Linked DNA regions of Homo sapiens: region 1 is linked to region 2. Evidence: chromatin loops called from intact Hi-C (ENCODE). Cell type or tissue: MCF 10A. All regions are shown on one strand.

Region 1 (8,000 bases), 390 kb after region 2:
TCACTGTCAGTTTTCAAATAAGGACTGTTTTGTTAGCTCCACAATCAAAATGATCTAATTGGCTGCAGAAGGGAACAAGCACAATATCCCCAGGGGGAACCTTCCTCCGGATGCAAGAAAGAAAAGGTCAAAAACCACTTGACTGACTAAGAGAAGTAAGAGAAATGGGAATTCAAAAGCTTCTATTTATAACTGCACAGACTGAAGTTCTGGGCTGTGCCCTTGACTGGGCAATTATGTTGCAGAGACTGCCTTTCCATCTTTGGGTGGCTCTTGAAAAAGAGAACTGACACAACCAGGCTCTTCTCTTACACAGACTCTCTACTCTGTGGTTTTCCCGAGGTCCCTGCACTCCTAGCATTGTGGGGGTGCAAGGAACACAGCCATAAGTTTGAGGCCAAAGAGCTCTAGATTAAAACTGAGCCTGGTGGGAATACCACTTTATATCCATTAGGATGCCTATTATCAATAAACAACAACAACAATGTCCAGAAAATAATGAGAGTAGTGAGTGGGTAAGGTGGAGGAGAAATTGGAACCCTCGTGCATTGCTGCTGGGAATGTAAAATGGTGCAGGGGCTGTGGAAAACAGTTTGGTGGTTCCTCAAAAAGTTAAACATAGAATTGTCGTATGCTCCAGCAATTCTACTCCTGGGCATATACTGGAGAGAATTGAAAGCAGGGAGTCAAATAGATATTTGTACACCCACGTTCATGGCAGCCAAAGTAGCCAAAAAGTAGAAACAACCTGTGTCCATTGACAGATGAATGATTACACAAAATGTGGCACGCACACACACAATGTAATATTATTCAGCCTTAAAGAGGAAAAAAAATTTGACACACACTCCGAGATGGATAAACCTTTAAGACATGAGAAGTGAAATAAGCCAGTCACAAAAAGACAAATATTGTATGATACCACTTACATGAGGTATGTAGAGTAGTCAAATTCATAGAGATAGAAAGTAGAATGCTGGTTGCCAGGGGCTAGAGGGAGAATGAGGACTTATTGCTCAACTGGTACAGAATTACAGTTTTCAAGATGAAAAACATTCTGGAGTTGGATGGCAGTAATGATTGCACAATAATATGAATATACTTAATGTCCCTGAACTGTACCCTTAAAATGGTTAAATGGTAAATTTTATGTTATATGTATTTTACCATAATAAAAAATGGGAATATTACCACCTAGATTGTGGGGTTATTTTTGAGGATTAAATTAGATGTCACATGTGAAATATCTAGAATAATGCTCCATCTCCTAATAGTTGCTCAACGTGTACTGGTTTCTTTCTTTACAGAGAATATACAATTTATACAGAGTGTGCCCTTGCCTTCTCAGTTAGGGGAGAATAACTGAAAAGTGGCCACGCACATAAAGACAAAATAGAACGACATTTCTACTGCAAGATGACCACACTCAAAGAAGAAAGAAAGTAATCACAAGCCAGTCTGGAGACCCTGCTTTCTCCATTGTATGCCTTAAAAACAAACAGCTTCTTGCAGCACACTGAAAGCAGAAAGGCACCGTGGTAACTTTCTCTTGAGTTTAAAACAGAAGGGGAGATGTACCTCTCTGGGTCTGAAAAGTGAAGGGAGTATCCTTCCTTACCTACTTAGTCCACTAGGCCAGCTAACACTTCAGCATTGGCTCGATTGAAATGTAGGAGCTGGAATCTTACCCACCTGGCTGAATGGTGTTTCTGGGTGGTGAGTCACTGCATCTGCCCATCTATGCTCAGGTGAACTTCAGAAATAAGGTGAAGAAGTAAACCGGAAGGGATGAGCCTCGGTTAGGAGTAGGGAGGGCTTCAGCTGCTGCTGGGAAATGGGCTTTCAGGGGATAATTCCAAACAGTACTTCTCTAAGGCTTCTTCCAGATCATTTGCAGTGCATCTATGGCCTCTGTGTATGGACAGGTTTCCATCTGCAGGTCTCAGGGGAACTCTTCCTGCAGGAGCCCAGGTGAGGCCCTGAACCCTATTGTACACTTGTCTAGGTCTGGGCGTGACTCTTTGTCTTCTTACATTGCTCCTTCTCAGATGGTGCCTTCAAACAACACTATGAATCAGGGAGCTTGGGTTCAGATCACGTTTTCAAACCTGTCACATCTACATATAGAGATAAATAAAACCAATAACAGTGGTTTATCAAGAGTCTACTATTTGTCAGACTGTACTGGGTGTTTTACATACATTATTTCATTCACTTCCCACAATAATCCTTTGATGTCGGTATTATGATTTCCTTCTCATGGATGAGGAAACTGATGTTTAGAGAGGTTAGGTGCCTTGTACAAGGTACTAAAACAAAAAAATCCTTCACACATACTTTTCTCCTGTCCAGCCACAGTCTTTCAGCATCTTGAAAGTACTATCATCAATACTTTAGGAAGTCAGGAAGGTCTCAGATGCTACTCTCACCAATAGCCTTTGTGAAAGCTTACCGGTGTGCTTAGCTTATAGGAAAAAAAGACTCTAAGAATGACAAATGGAGACATGTAATCTACTTTTTAAACCTATAATCGTGTTTAACATGTGACTCCCACAGTGTTTTACAATGTGTATACATATACATACATGCACACATACATGTACACACACATAGCTATGTAAACTTAAACGTATATGCTTGGGTATACATTTGTTTACATTTGACAATCATTTCAGGTACAGTTATGTAACTTGGGACACACAGCCTGGAATAATCATCCATAACTTGATTAATTTGCTTCAAAATCAACCAGGAAAACATCTGCTCAGTCACACCCGGGGACTTAGCTTCAGAGACGCTATGTTGTAATATTACATAGAACTTTGAAGCATTCCATTAAGCGTTTATAGTAATTTATCATCTGCACTTTCCAATGCTCTGGGCTAAGGAGATGTCGCTAATCATTACACCTTGATTGGGCTGTCTTTCATTTGAGGGACTCCATGCCCTTTATAGATACTGCATCAATCTTGCAAATGCCTTCAACACAATCTTGAGGCTTAACATTTCTTATTGACCTACAGAATGCATTGGGAATTTCCTATTGTTCCCTGTGGATCAAATTAGGAGTTTCAATGATGTCTATCACAAGCAGACCTGGGTGATAGTGGCTTCATTTCACAGACAGTGACTGAACAACTGAACCATAGCTGAAGCCTCCATTAAGATTGAATTCTCCTGGTGCTGGAGAAAATTGTCAGTAAGAATAAAAGTTGCTGCCATGATTGAGTGCTTACACTGTGGAGGGGCTGTGCTAAACAGAAGGTACAGCTACCAGTCAGCAACCTGCCCTTTTGTTTGGTGTTCCCCTTTCTGATACTCCCAAATGCCCATTGTAGGTGCACATCTACCCAAGAACACCTGCTTTTGCCTCACTGAGTGGTTCCCAGTCATACAGGACCACACTTTTCCATTTTAATAGGCTTATAGGTCACTTGGGAAATGTTTCAAAATATAAGTTCCTGGGACTCACCTAGAGGTCCACCTTCAGTAGGACTGAATTTATATTTTAAATTAACAATCCTTCTGATGCCATCTAACATATGCCTTAAAAACAAACAGCTTCTTGCAGCACACTGAAACTTGCAGACTTTGATAACTGCTGACTTAGGACATTCAAGGTCATTCTTATTCTCCATTGAAATTTTCCCCTTTGTTCACTCCTTAATTTACCGAGAGGTTAACATAATGAATGATCTCATTTCATTGGTGCTTTTATAGGTTGAAAGTCACTTTCTCCAACATCCACATTTGAAGCACATGGCAGCCATCTAAACTTCAGGCAGGAATAGGGACAGACATGGCGGACACCAATGGACACTCCTCTGCTGCTCCCTCTCTTCTGTCAGCAGGACGCTGATGTTTTCAGAGGTTGGGCTGGAGATTCCTTAAAACTTGGGAACATAAGTCCCTATCTAATCCTCAGGCGGAAATCTTTGATTGTTGCAAACTCGTTATTTTTGGCAACTGATTGGCTAAGGATGGGCATGTTCTAGCTAATGATTTTTTTTTTTTAAGTGTGCTGAGGGAGAATTTTTCTTCCTGAATTAAAAACAAACAACTTCCAGAGGTAGAGGACTTTGCTTCTTCTTTCTTCCTGGAACTTATAAATGAATAGCCATCTTGTGACACTGAAGTAACAAGCATACAAATAAAAGCCAAAATGCTAAGTATGATGGGACAGAAAGATAAAAACAGCTGAGGTCCCCAACAATATCACTGAATGTCTAAAAAACATTTAGTAACTGCATACCTCTGAACTTATTTTTAAGTAAGAAAAGCGAATCTCTGTTTAGATCACCATAAACTGAATTTTATGTTACTTTCAGCTAAAAGCATTCCTGACTGATATAGAAGTATTATAATGATTAAAATCCATGTTTTGTAAAAAGCAGCCTCAGAAAGGTTATGTGACTCACTCCAAATCTCTAAGCAAGTACACAGTGGATCCTCAGCTGGAACTCAGCTTGACTCATTGCAAATCTTGACCCATCCACCCTGGAGCCTTGCTCCACAGTGAAGAGGTTTTAGTGACTACCTTGCAGTAGGAGTGGAACGAACACAGCAAGATGTGGGGGCTGAGCTCCTGATCTCACTTCAGCCAGAAGAATTCTTGTTAATATATTTTCTAAATTGGGCTTCCATGTAAAATACAATTTAAAGAAAGAGTTTTGATGCATGAAAAAATCGTTTGAAATACAATAGCATTATGCCATGCTGCTTTCTTCTTAAATGTAAGGCATTGTAGATACAAAGAATGCAATACTTGATCATTGTTCTAAGCACATTTGTTACCCAGCGGAGGACATAAGTCATATACACATGCAGGCACGCCTTGTTTTATTGCACTTCACAGACATTACATTTTTTACAAACTGAAGATTTGTGGCAGCCCTGCATAGAGTAAGTCTATTGGCACCATATTTTCCAGCAGTGTGTGCTCACTTGTCTCTGTGTCACATTTTGATACTTCTTACAATATTTCAAATTTTTTCATTATTATTATATCTGTTCCAGTGATCTGGGATCAGTGATCTTTGATGTTAGTATTGTAATTGGTTTGGGATGCCAAAAACCACGCCAAAATAAAACAGTGAATTTAATCAATAAATGTTGTCTGACTGCTCCACCGACATGCCATTCTCCATTTTTCTCCCTATCTTCAGGCCTTTCTATTCCTTGAGACACATCATATTTAAATGAGGCCAATTACTAGCCCTACAATGGCCTCTAAGTGTTCAAGTGAAAGGAAGCGTCATATGTCTTTAACTTTAAATCAAAAGTTGGAAATGATTAAGCTTGGTAAGGAAGGCATGTTGAAAGCTGAGACAGACCAAAAGCTAGGCCTCTTGCACCAAATAGCCAAGTTGTGAATGCAAAGGAAAAGTTCTTGGAGGACTTTTAATAAAAAGTGTTACTCAAGGGAGCACACAAATGATAAGAAAAGTGAAACAGACTTATTGCTGCTGTGCAGAAAAGTTTCGGTGTTCTGAATAGGAGATCAAATCAGCCAAAATATTCTCTTCAGCCAAAGCCTAACCAAGAACAAGGCTCTAACTCTCTTCAGTTCCAGGAAGGCTGAGAGAGGCGAGGAAGCTGCAGAAGAAAAGTTTGAAGCTAGCAGAGGTTGGTTTATGAGGTTTAAGGCAACAAGCCATGTCCATAACATAAAAGTACAAAGTGAAGCAGCAAGTGCTGATGGAGAAGCTGCAGCAAGTTATCTAGAGATCTAGGTAAGATCACTGATGAAAGTGGCTACACTACACAACAGATTTTCAATATAGATTAAAACTTCCTTCTATTGAAAGATGCCATCTAGGACTTTCATAGCTAGAGAAGTCAATACCTGGCTTCAAAACTTAAAAGGACAGTCTGACTCTTTTGTTAAGGGCAAATGCAGCTGGTGACTTGTAAGTTACAAACAATATTCATTTACCATTCTGAAAATTGTGGGGCCCTTAAGAATTATGCTAAATCTACTCTGCCTGTGCCCTATAAATGTAACAACGAAGTCTGGATCACAATACATGGTTTACTAAATATTTTAAGTCCACTGTTCAGACCTATTGCTCAGAGAAAAAGATTCCTTTAAAAATATGCTTGTTGACAATGTACCTGGTTACACAAGGGCTCTGATGGAGCTGTATAAGGAAGTCAATATTGTATTCATTCCTGCTAACACAACATCCATTTTGCAGCCCATTGATCACGAAGTAATTTCAACTTTCAGTCTTATTATTTAATAAATGCATTCGTTAGGCTGTAAGTGCCATAGATAGTGATTCCTCTGATGGATCTGGGCAAAGCAAATGGAAACTCTTCTGGAAAAAAAAAAGGACCATTCTAGGTGTCATTAAGAATATTTTTGATTTGTAGCAGAGGTCGAAATATCAACATGGACAAGAGTTTAGAAGAAGTTGATTCCATCCCTCACGGATGACTTTGAGGGGTTTAAGACTTCATTGGAGAAAGCAACTGCAGGTGTGGTAGAAACAGCCAGAGAAGTAGAATTAGAAGGAGACTCCAAAGATGTGTCTGAATTGCTGCAATCTCATGATAAAATTTGAATGGAAGAGGAGTTGCTTTTTGTGGAAGAACAAAGAAAGTAGTATCTTGAAATCGAATCTATTCTTGGTGAAGATATTGTTAACATTGTTGAAATGACAAAAAGGATTTAAAATATTTCATAAACTTAGCTGATAAAGCAGTAGCAGGGTTTGAGAGGATTAACTCTAAATTTGAAAGAAGTTCTACTGTGGGTAAAACGCTATCAAACAACAACACATGCTACAGAAAACTCTTTCATAAAAGGAAGAGTTAGTTGATGCAGCGAACTTCATTGCTGTCATTTTTAAAATTGCCACAGCCATCCCACCCTTCAGCATCCACTACCCTGATTAGTCAACAGCCACCAACATTGAGGTCAGACCTGCCACGAGCTAAGAGATTCTGACTCACCGAAGGCTCAAATGATTGTTAGCATATTTTAGCAATAAAACATTTTCATATTAAGGTATGTACATTTTTTAGACATAATGCTATTGCACACTTAGTAAACAAAACTCATATGCACTGGAAAAACCAAACAATTTGTGTTACTTGCTTTACTGAGATACTTGCTTTATCGTGGTGGTCTGGAATATCTTAATGAGGTATGCCTGTACCATACTGAGAAGAAATGCAAGAGTTAAACTAGAGTCCTTTTAAAGCAATGGCTCCTTTTTGCTACAATGTGTCCTTGAAAACAGTGTTATAAAGCAAATCATTATAAAATGATTCCTATTTTCCCCATAGGAATTATGTCATAAAAAGGGTTATGCTGTTAACCAAAGACTTAGGATCCAATTAATTATAAATATAGCCAATAACAAGGCACAAGAGCAAAATGTAACATCATCTGAAATAATAAAATGATGATCCAAATCCTATAAAATGGGAATAAATATATAGAACATATTACAGCACATTTGGGCTGATTGTATAATCAAAGTAGTCTTATAACATATAATCGTAAAAACCTACACCATAAATCCGACCTAAGACTAACATGCTAACAATAATAAACCAAAAACATGTAATGAAGGATAATTTTATTTCCTTCTTTTAGACCTTAGATGGATTTTTACAGGATGGTTTAGATGCCCACTTCTCTTAACATGTGAAATACCCAAGGAAATTAGTGCTTACGTGCTCCCTTGTTTTGGATTGACTGTTGCAGCAAGAAGAAGGATTCCAGACATTCCATTCACTTGAAATACCACAGAAAATGATGACTGCTGTTCACAGTAGATATGGTATGTTTCATACTGAAAATATGTTTTAATATGAAAGTCTGTTCTTTGGTTTATTCAGAGCTCCTCAAAAACTTCTACTTTGGCTCATGAGGATTAACTGCTACAGGGATTGCTCTCATGTTACAAAGAAATAGAAAGCTGGAAATCTAGAAAAAATGGTGGGTTTCAGCCACTGAACAACAGACAGCACAAGACTTGAGAGAAGGG
Region 2 (8,000 bases):
TCCCCAGCCCTCTCCCACAAGCCTGTTCACCCTGGGTGCCAGGCCTCTGCCCTCTGTACCAGGCTTGCCAGGCTGGTGCCGCCATTGCCGTGTGCCTGCAGGGGTGGGCGCTGTGGGAGCTGGGGTGACTGGCTGAGTCCTGTTCTTTCCCCTGAAGCCCTGGATCCTGCTGCTCTGAACAAAGCAACTCCCTCAGAAGCTCTGGGAGCTGGGCCTTTATTTTGTTTTTGTTTTTAAAGCACTTCTTGTTTAATAAGGGTTAGGCTTAGCCAGTTGAATTAAAGACAACAACAACAACAAGGAAAAAACCGGCTTCGCTCAGCTGCCACCCTTTTCCCGAATAGAGAAAAATGCAAACAGCTTGGCCCAGCGCAGGCCCCGCATTTGGCTGGAACAGAGATTCTCAGCTGCCAAGTGACACAGCTAAGAGGGGCTTTGCATGGGGAGAGGACCCCCACAGGAGCCTGAGTGGGATTTGGGAGTGCCTTGGGAGTGCAGAATGGAGGGTGGCCCTGAGCATGGAGCAAGCTTTGGCTAGCAGGGGACCTGCCCAGGAAACCACACTGGCCGTCTGCTGGCAGGACAGCCTGAGGCTTCCCAGAGTGGGAATTAGAGGCTGACTGCCTGGTTTCAAGTCCTGACTCTCTGGCTTATTAGTTCACCCCTCTGAATCTTTGCTTCCTTCCTTATAAAATGGAAGTAATAGGCCGGGCGTGCTGGCTCACACCTGTAATCCCAGCACTTTGAGAGTCCTAGGAGGGCGGATCACCTGGGGTCAGGAGTTTGAGACCAGCTTGGCTAACATGGTGAAACCCCATCTCTACTAAAAATAGCAAAAATTAGCCGGGCATAGTGGTGGACACCTGTAATCCCAGCTACTCAGGAGGCTGAGACAGGAGAATCGCTTGAACCCGGGAGGCAGAGGTTGCAGTGAGCCGAGATTGCGCCATAGCACTCCAGTCTGGGCAACAAGAGTGAAACTCTGTCTTAAAATAAAAATAAAAATTAAAAAAGGAAGTAATAATAGTACCCAGCTCATCAGGCACTCATAGGTATCAATACTGGGTGAAGCATGGAAGACCCTTGGCATACTATTGTATTAATAGCATAAGTGCCCCATAGGTGGGTAGTGACACTATGGAGCTGCATTGTTGAATGAACAGGAAGTCACACTAGGAAAGGACTCTAGGGACCACACTATCCTACTACAGGGACTATGAGGCCTTGGTCAGAGCTCTCAATCAGTTGCCTCAGGGCCAGGACAGGACCCTAGTTCCCCACATGCACAGGCAAGAAGGCCCTTCTCTCTGCTCGCGACAGCACATTCTTGCCTGATCTGTGAGCTTTATTGCACAATGTGCTCAGCTCTGTGAGGTCAGGCTTACATGGGATGCCAAACCAGTGGAGAATATGTTTGCATTTGGATCTGAACAAGATCGAGGTGGGTGGTAGGAGTCGTGGGTAAGTGGGGTGGGCGCTAAGACCAGCACACAGCTATGGTTGTCAGACAGGAAGGAACCCAACTCACTGTGCCATGGAGCCAATCTCATCTGTGTTGGCCTCCGGCCCCATCACAGGTCCCTACAGGAGTTCAGGGCCCAGGGCCCACTGGGTATCTGATCCAGGAGACTGAGTAAGGGCGGCAGAGCGTGCATGCCTGGGCAGTCCAGGCCAGGTGAAGACTGAAAACACCACATTGAGGGGAGAAAGTCTGGAGCCTTCTCAAATGCACACAGTGCCCCAACATCCTGAGACCTAGAGGCTGGTAGCTCTGCTGGGGGATTTGGCACAGAAATAACAGTTGAAGCTCAGTAATTGAGCTTCCTGGGTAAGCCTCCAAGGGCTGTTCCCAATCCCCAGGTCCCCAAGATCAGGAGATATAAACATCATCCATTTTTCTAAAAAGGGGGCTTCTGCCTGCACGGAGTGACTGGAAGGGCAGGCTGGTTCAGCTTGCAGGCCTGCCTCAGCTGCAAGACATCATGGGTGTGGTTGTGTCCCTGCATGTCCGTGCTTGGGGAAACAGCCCGTTCTGAGCAGCCTCTGGCTTCCTGGCACTGGCTTGTTGCATGATCTTGGGGAAATCATGCCTAGTCCCTGGTGGTGTTTCCCCATATGCAGGATGGCAGAAAAAAATGCTTGCCATTCACAGGGTGGCAAAGGCTTGATATGCTTACAGCAGGTGCACTTCTGCTCCCAGATGCCAACTTTATACCTGGGGGCAGGGGTGCTGGGGAATGAGCACTTTCCCATCACATGCTCACAGTGTGGGAAGGCTTACAGCTGTGTGGTGTCATAAGAGGCGGGGGAATGGTTGCGAGTCATTATACAACCTTCCACGTGACCTTGGGAAGCGTCCTGTTTATGAACCCTCCCCTCTCTCTCTTTTTTTACATTTTTCTCTAGATGAGGTCTCACTCTGTCACTCAAGCTGGAGTGCAATGGCACGATCTTGGCTCACTGTAACTGCCACTTCCCAGGTTCAAGCAATTCTTGTGCCTCAGCCTCCCGAGTAGCTGGGACTACAGGTGCGTGCCACCATACCCTGCTAATTTTTGTATTTTTAGTAGAGACGGGGTTTTACCATGGTGGCCAGGCTGGTCTGAAACTCCTGACCTCAGGTGATTCACCCACCTCAGCCTCCCAAAGTGCTGGGATTACTGGCGTGAGCCACTGCACCTGACCGTCCTCTCTCTTTCAAGCCACTGTTACCTCCCTGCCGCCCCTGCCCCAAGTATTGAGATTCAGGACACAAAACAACCTTTTAGGCTGCCCTATTCTGAGGAGAAGGCTGAGAGAAGGGCATCATTTTCTTCTTGAACAATTTTATGTTACTTTATTATTGCTCCTGCTGTTTTAAAATGTTAGTGTTTTTAATTAATGCCATTTTATTGTCCCTGTTCTCTCAAGCTCTTCTGCTGAAGGGCACAGTTCTAGAAATCTAATAACTGAATAAGTGGCGGGAGTGAGGAATAATGCATTAACATTTATAGAGATTCTCAGATGAAAACCACTGTACTGTAGGAAGCTCATTTTAGATTTAAGAAAAGAGCAATGTTACATTAAGATTCTTGCAAAAATAATCAATATTTCATTTCTTTCAAGTGGCTGGGGAAGTTTATCTAACTGTAATAATGCACAACTTTCCCAAGATAATATCTTTATTTTACATTGACTGCCGAGTACTTTGTAAAAAATTACCATTTGTGCCTGGACAGATTGTGAAGTCTGCAAAACGTATCACTCTGGCAGAAATTAACTGCTGATTTACACAATCGTGGGCTATGCAAAGATAGCAAGGACCGATGTTAGTTGAGCTTTGTCTGATCTTGATAGACACATTAATAAGAGTTCTTCTCTAATAGACCTCAGACATTTTTTTTTTGTTTCTATGCCAGGTTGGGAAAAGGCACATTTCCCCGTGTATTCTGTAAAATAACCACTTGAGCATACGAGTTCTTCTTTCAGTGTCCAGTAATGGCTACACTTTGACTCACGCCCCATTGCGGCTGCATGCCTGGGCCTGTCTGCACGGCTGGACCAATGACATGCACGTCCATTGCCCTGATGAGAAAGGCACACTTGGAACTCAGCCTGCCCGGGGGAGAGGTAGCAGCCCCACCCCTGGATTCTGGTGCTCAGCACTCATGAAGACTCTTGTTCTCACTCTACAAACTTTTGAAGTTAGAGGAGAAGTGGAGCTAGGTCCTTGGGGATATGGGAAGCCACACATTTATATTCTATGCCTCCAGGACTAGCCATTCTCAAAGTGTAGTCTGGGGGCCCCTGGTTATTCCTGAGACACTTATAGGGGGCCCACGATGTCAAAACTATTTTCATCATAATACTAAGATGTCACTTCTCTTTCTCACTCATTCTTTTGTGAATGCAGGGTGGAGAGCCCCGCGTCTACATGAGGTGTGAGATCCCAACAGGTTGACAATGGAAGCAGAGCTGAGAATCCGGTCATCTTATATTAAGCCAGATGCTAAAAAGGTTTGAAAAAATGTAAGACAGTGCTACTCTTCTCCCTAAATTTTTTGTTGTTGTAGAAGATACTCTTTTCATAAAGACACATGCATGCAAATGTTCATTGCAGCACTATTCACAATAGCAAAGATATGGAGTCAACCCAAATGCCCATCAATGACAGATTGGATAAAGAAAATGTAATGCATATATATACCATGGAGTGCTATGCAGCCATAATAAAGAACAAGATCATGTCTTTTGCAGGCACATGGATGGAGCTAGAGGCCATTAATTATCCTTAGCAAACTAACCAAATACTGCATGTTCTTACTTATAAGTGGGAGCTAAATGATGAGAACTCATGGGCACAAAGAGGGGAACAGTAGACACTGGGGCCTCCTTGAGGGTGGAAGGTGGGAGGAGGGAGAGAGCAGAAAAAATAACTATTGTGTATTATTAGTACCTGGGTGATGAAACTATCTGTACAATAAACCCCTTGTGACACAAGTTTACCTACATCACAAACCTGCACATGTACCCATGAACCTAAAATAAAAGCTTTAAAAAAAGTGGACACAAGAAAATACACACTTTTTATAAGAGTATATTATTTGTGTTAACGTATTTTTTAAAAAAATAATAAATATTTTACATATTTCTCAGTTTTAACTTCCAATACAGTAAACATTGATAGATATAGCCTCCACACGCAAAGGCTCTTTTGGGCTCTTAATAACTTTAAAGGGTTTAAAGCCATCCTGGGACCAAATAGCTTGAGAACCTCCCAACTAGATGCTGGTCTCCTGCGGGGAACCAGAAACATGGGGAGCCAGGCTGCTGGTTTGAGACACGGCACCAGTGAGCCAGCCACAGGGGCAAGCCTTTTCATCTCAGTTTCCCCAGCTGTAAAACATGGGGTGTGTGGGGTTGAACTAACTTGAGTGTTTTGAACTTTACTATTTTATTTTTTTGAGATATATATATATATTTTTAAGTTCTGGGATACATGTGCAGAACGTGCAGGTTTGTTACATAGATATATTTGTTTCATGGTGGTTTCCTGCACCTATCAACCCATCATCCAGGTTTTAAGCCCCGCATGCATTAGGTATTTGTCCTAAGGCTCTCCCTCCCCTTGTTCCCTACCCTCCAACAGGCCCCGGTGTGTGCCCTTCCTGTGTCCATGTGTTCTCATTTGAACTTGATTTTTTTTAATACAGCAGGGCCTCTTTTCAATTAAAATATTTCCTAGGCAGCTGGAATGTGTAACAGATAAGAGCACAGTAACTCAAGGTTGGAGAGTGGGGGAGCTGGAACTGCCCCCTACACCTTTTTCCCAACTGCCTCTTCTCTTGGAGCACAGTTTGAAAACTACTGAGACCCAGAAGATCTTTTGGCCCATTCGCTCTGTTCCTCTCTAGTCCAAGCCGCTGAAGGGCAGTGACCCCAGGACACTCCTTACCTGTTCTGGCCGAGCTGGGATTCATAAGAGGTGCTGGTGGGGTCCAAGGTGGGAGGCTGCGGTCGGCCACCTGGCTGGCGGTCAGAAGCTGTCCTCCTGAGGAAAGGCAGAGGGTTGAGGGCACACAGAGCTGCTCTCCGCTGCGAGTCTGCTCTCAGCCAAGGCCCTGAGCTGTTCTTCCAGCATTCTGCTGGGTTCCCGAGAGGGCCCCCAGCCTCTGGCGGCAGCGATGGTGGGGTCAGTGGGTGGGCTGTTGAGAGTGGCGGTTTAGCTTCAAACAGAGAGGAGGTAGCTGGGCAGAATATGGAATGTGTGTTCCCAGACACTTTGGCTATGACTGCTTGGCTGTCTTCAGAGTCTCTTGTTTCCTTGTGCTCCTGAGAAGGGGACATTGGGGGTGATGGGGAGGGAATCGAGAAAGGGGGGCTTGCTTCTGGGTGCTGGGTTGGGGGGCTGGGGACCTTGCACTGAGCAGGTGCACTCTCGGGGGGAGGGTTGGGCAACTTGGGCTGGTGCGGTGGGGAAGTTCGCCGCTTTGTGGTGGGTGGGCTTAGCACCCTGGGGCTCACAGGTGGGCTGGGGGGCGTCTGCACAGCAGAGGGGCTTGGCTGGGCAGGTCTGTAAGAGGAGGGAAGGCTCCGGCGCCTCTTGTCTGCTTGAGGCACCCAGTGTGTCCTCGTGGGAGAGGCCTTTCTGCCCACAGGGGGGCTTCTCTCTCGGCTCTGCCTTGGTCTGGCCAGGCTGGACTCTGAGGTCCTGTTTTGTCCAGATGGAGGGCCGGAGTGGTGCCAGGCGATGGCCTTCCGGGGCTGCCTGTAGAGGCTGGTGGCCTTCTCTGCCTGACTCCAAGTCCCACCCTTCACCTCGGGGCTTTGGCTGGTGGCTGGTGGGCTGCTCAGGTCCAGGGCTGGCTTCCTGGGCTGGCAGCTGCTCCTGCCACTCCCTGGCCCTGTGCTGTGAGGCTTGGTCAGGCTGGCGGTGCTCTTGCTGGGCAGCAAGTCCAGGGGGCTCACAGAGGCCCTCAGCTTTGGGGAAGCCCATGTTCTCCTGGTGGGGCCAGCCTCTCCCGGCCCTGGCTCCTGGGTTTCCTTGGGGGAGTTCTCTGTGGACTTGCTGCTTTCTGGGGACTCCAGAGAAGCGAATGATTTGTCCATCAGAACTTCCATAGGCGGTGGAGGGAGGTGCTCGAGGTTCCCCTCCATTTCACAGCTGAGCTCCTCACTCTTGGCTGCTTCTGCTTTAGGCAGAGGGGGAAAGATAGGTGCTAAGGGCTTCCAGCCTATGCCCATTTTGAGAGATTCTCTGCCTGATGCTGGAGAAATTTGGGGCTTCGGATACAAAGGGGCAAGCCCTGTGTACTTGGGAAATCTGGGGGGCATGATGCAATTCCTGAGGCAGGGACTTGCCCCAGCGTCCTTAGAGTCCCCCAGCATCCTCAGACTCTCCGTGGGACTGAAAGTTTCAATAAGCTTCTTGACGGATGTTCTGGTGGGACAGCCTCTGACATTCCAGTCTGTGGCCTTGGCAGCCTCACTGACCTCTCCTGATGGGATGGCATTTGGAAGCTTCCCAGCTTTGCCTTGTTCGTCCTCAGGATGGGGATTGCATTTCTGCAAGATGCTCTTGTCCTGACTAGGCAAAATACTGAAGTTCTTGGTGAGGGATGCCTTGAGCCTGCTGGTGGTGTTGCTTGGACTGACCCTGCAGGTGCCATTGGGCCACACGGCGGCTGCTCTGGGCTGCAGAATTTGCTCCTGGCTCTGCCCCTGCCCTTTGGCACCCAGGGCATAAAATGCCTCCAGCTTCTGACTGAGGTCCCTCTGGACCCTTCGCAGCTCCTGAAAGGTGGGGTCCTCCACGTGACTCTGGAGACACGACTCTGACTGGGACCTCGTCTGCCTCTCAGGGGCCCTCCTGCTGCCACTTACCGTGCTAGGTCTTGGGGGGACCACTGTCCTCCCCTCCTCCTCCTCAGACCAGTCCTGGTGCCCACAGGGCACAGGGACAAACTTGATCCTTTCGCTGATTGACTCCTTCATCTTCAGAATCATTTCCTGGGCCTGGAGGCTCCTAAGCCTCCTGGTGCGGGCCTGAAATGGGCTTTCCCGGTCAGCAGGTGAAGATTGTGGCCTTGAATGTGGAGTTTTTTCCTGCCAGGCACACAGACTCATGCTGCTCATTTTGTCTTCCTCCTCCTCCTCTGGGCTGCTGTCCTCGCTGTCACTAAGAGATGAAGCGTCCATCGGCCTGGAGGTTTTGGAAAGGTGTGGTTCCACAGAGACCCCAATCCCAAAGGAATCACATGGGGTGCTTGTCCCCAGCTTCAAAGGTGGGGAGGTGATATTTTCTGGGCTTGTACTGGAGAGGCATGGGCTCCTTGCTTCGTCCTGTGCTCGTGGCTGAACCTTTGCCATAGGAGCCCCTGAGAGCAGGCAGTCCTGGGGTCTGCCTGAGCCCAAACAGAATGGACTTTGCTGCCAGGTGTGTCCTGACTGCCTGGCCTCTGTGTGGGGTGAAGTCACCGACTTCCATTCTTCGGGCTCTGGTGCAAGGTCCCAGCTGGTTT

Evidence for each region. A loop is a pair of places that touch in the nucleus more often than their neighbours do. Peaks named below come from ENCODE experiments on the same cell type or tissue, not always from the same donor. Only the 100,000 strongest peaks of a DNase experiment are listed, where the experiment ranks them.
Region 1: it touches region 2 in a loop (9-fold over the local background); 1 of 110 quality-filtered maps calls a loop at or near these places.

What each region holds. Positions count from the first base shown.
Region 1 is chr2:29,455,563-29,463,562 of GRCh38, forward strand. The region is part of intron 4 of ALK (ALK receptor tyrosine kinase); the gene reads right to left. Among named protein-coding and RNA genes, the nearest start is that of CLIP4, 340 kb to the left of the region's middle. In MCF 10A, no CTCF peak of the experiment used is centred here; DNase peaks (open chromatin) are centred at 4,479 and 6,929.
Region 2 is chr2:29,065,160-29,073,159 of GRCh38, forward strand. PCARE (photoreceptor cilium actin regulator) reads right to left here. Exons shown (of 2, transcript NM_001029883.3): 1 at 5,435-8,000. Among named protein-coding and RNA genes, the nearest start is that of PCARE, 5.4 kb to the right of the region's middle. RefSeq lists enhancers at 1-652, 1,954-2,454. In MCF 10A, no CTCF peak of the experiment used is centred here; DNase peaks (open chromatin) are centred at 1,332, 2,052 and 3,552.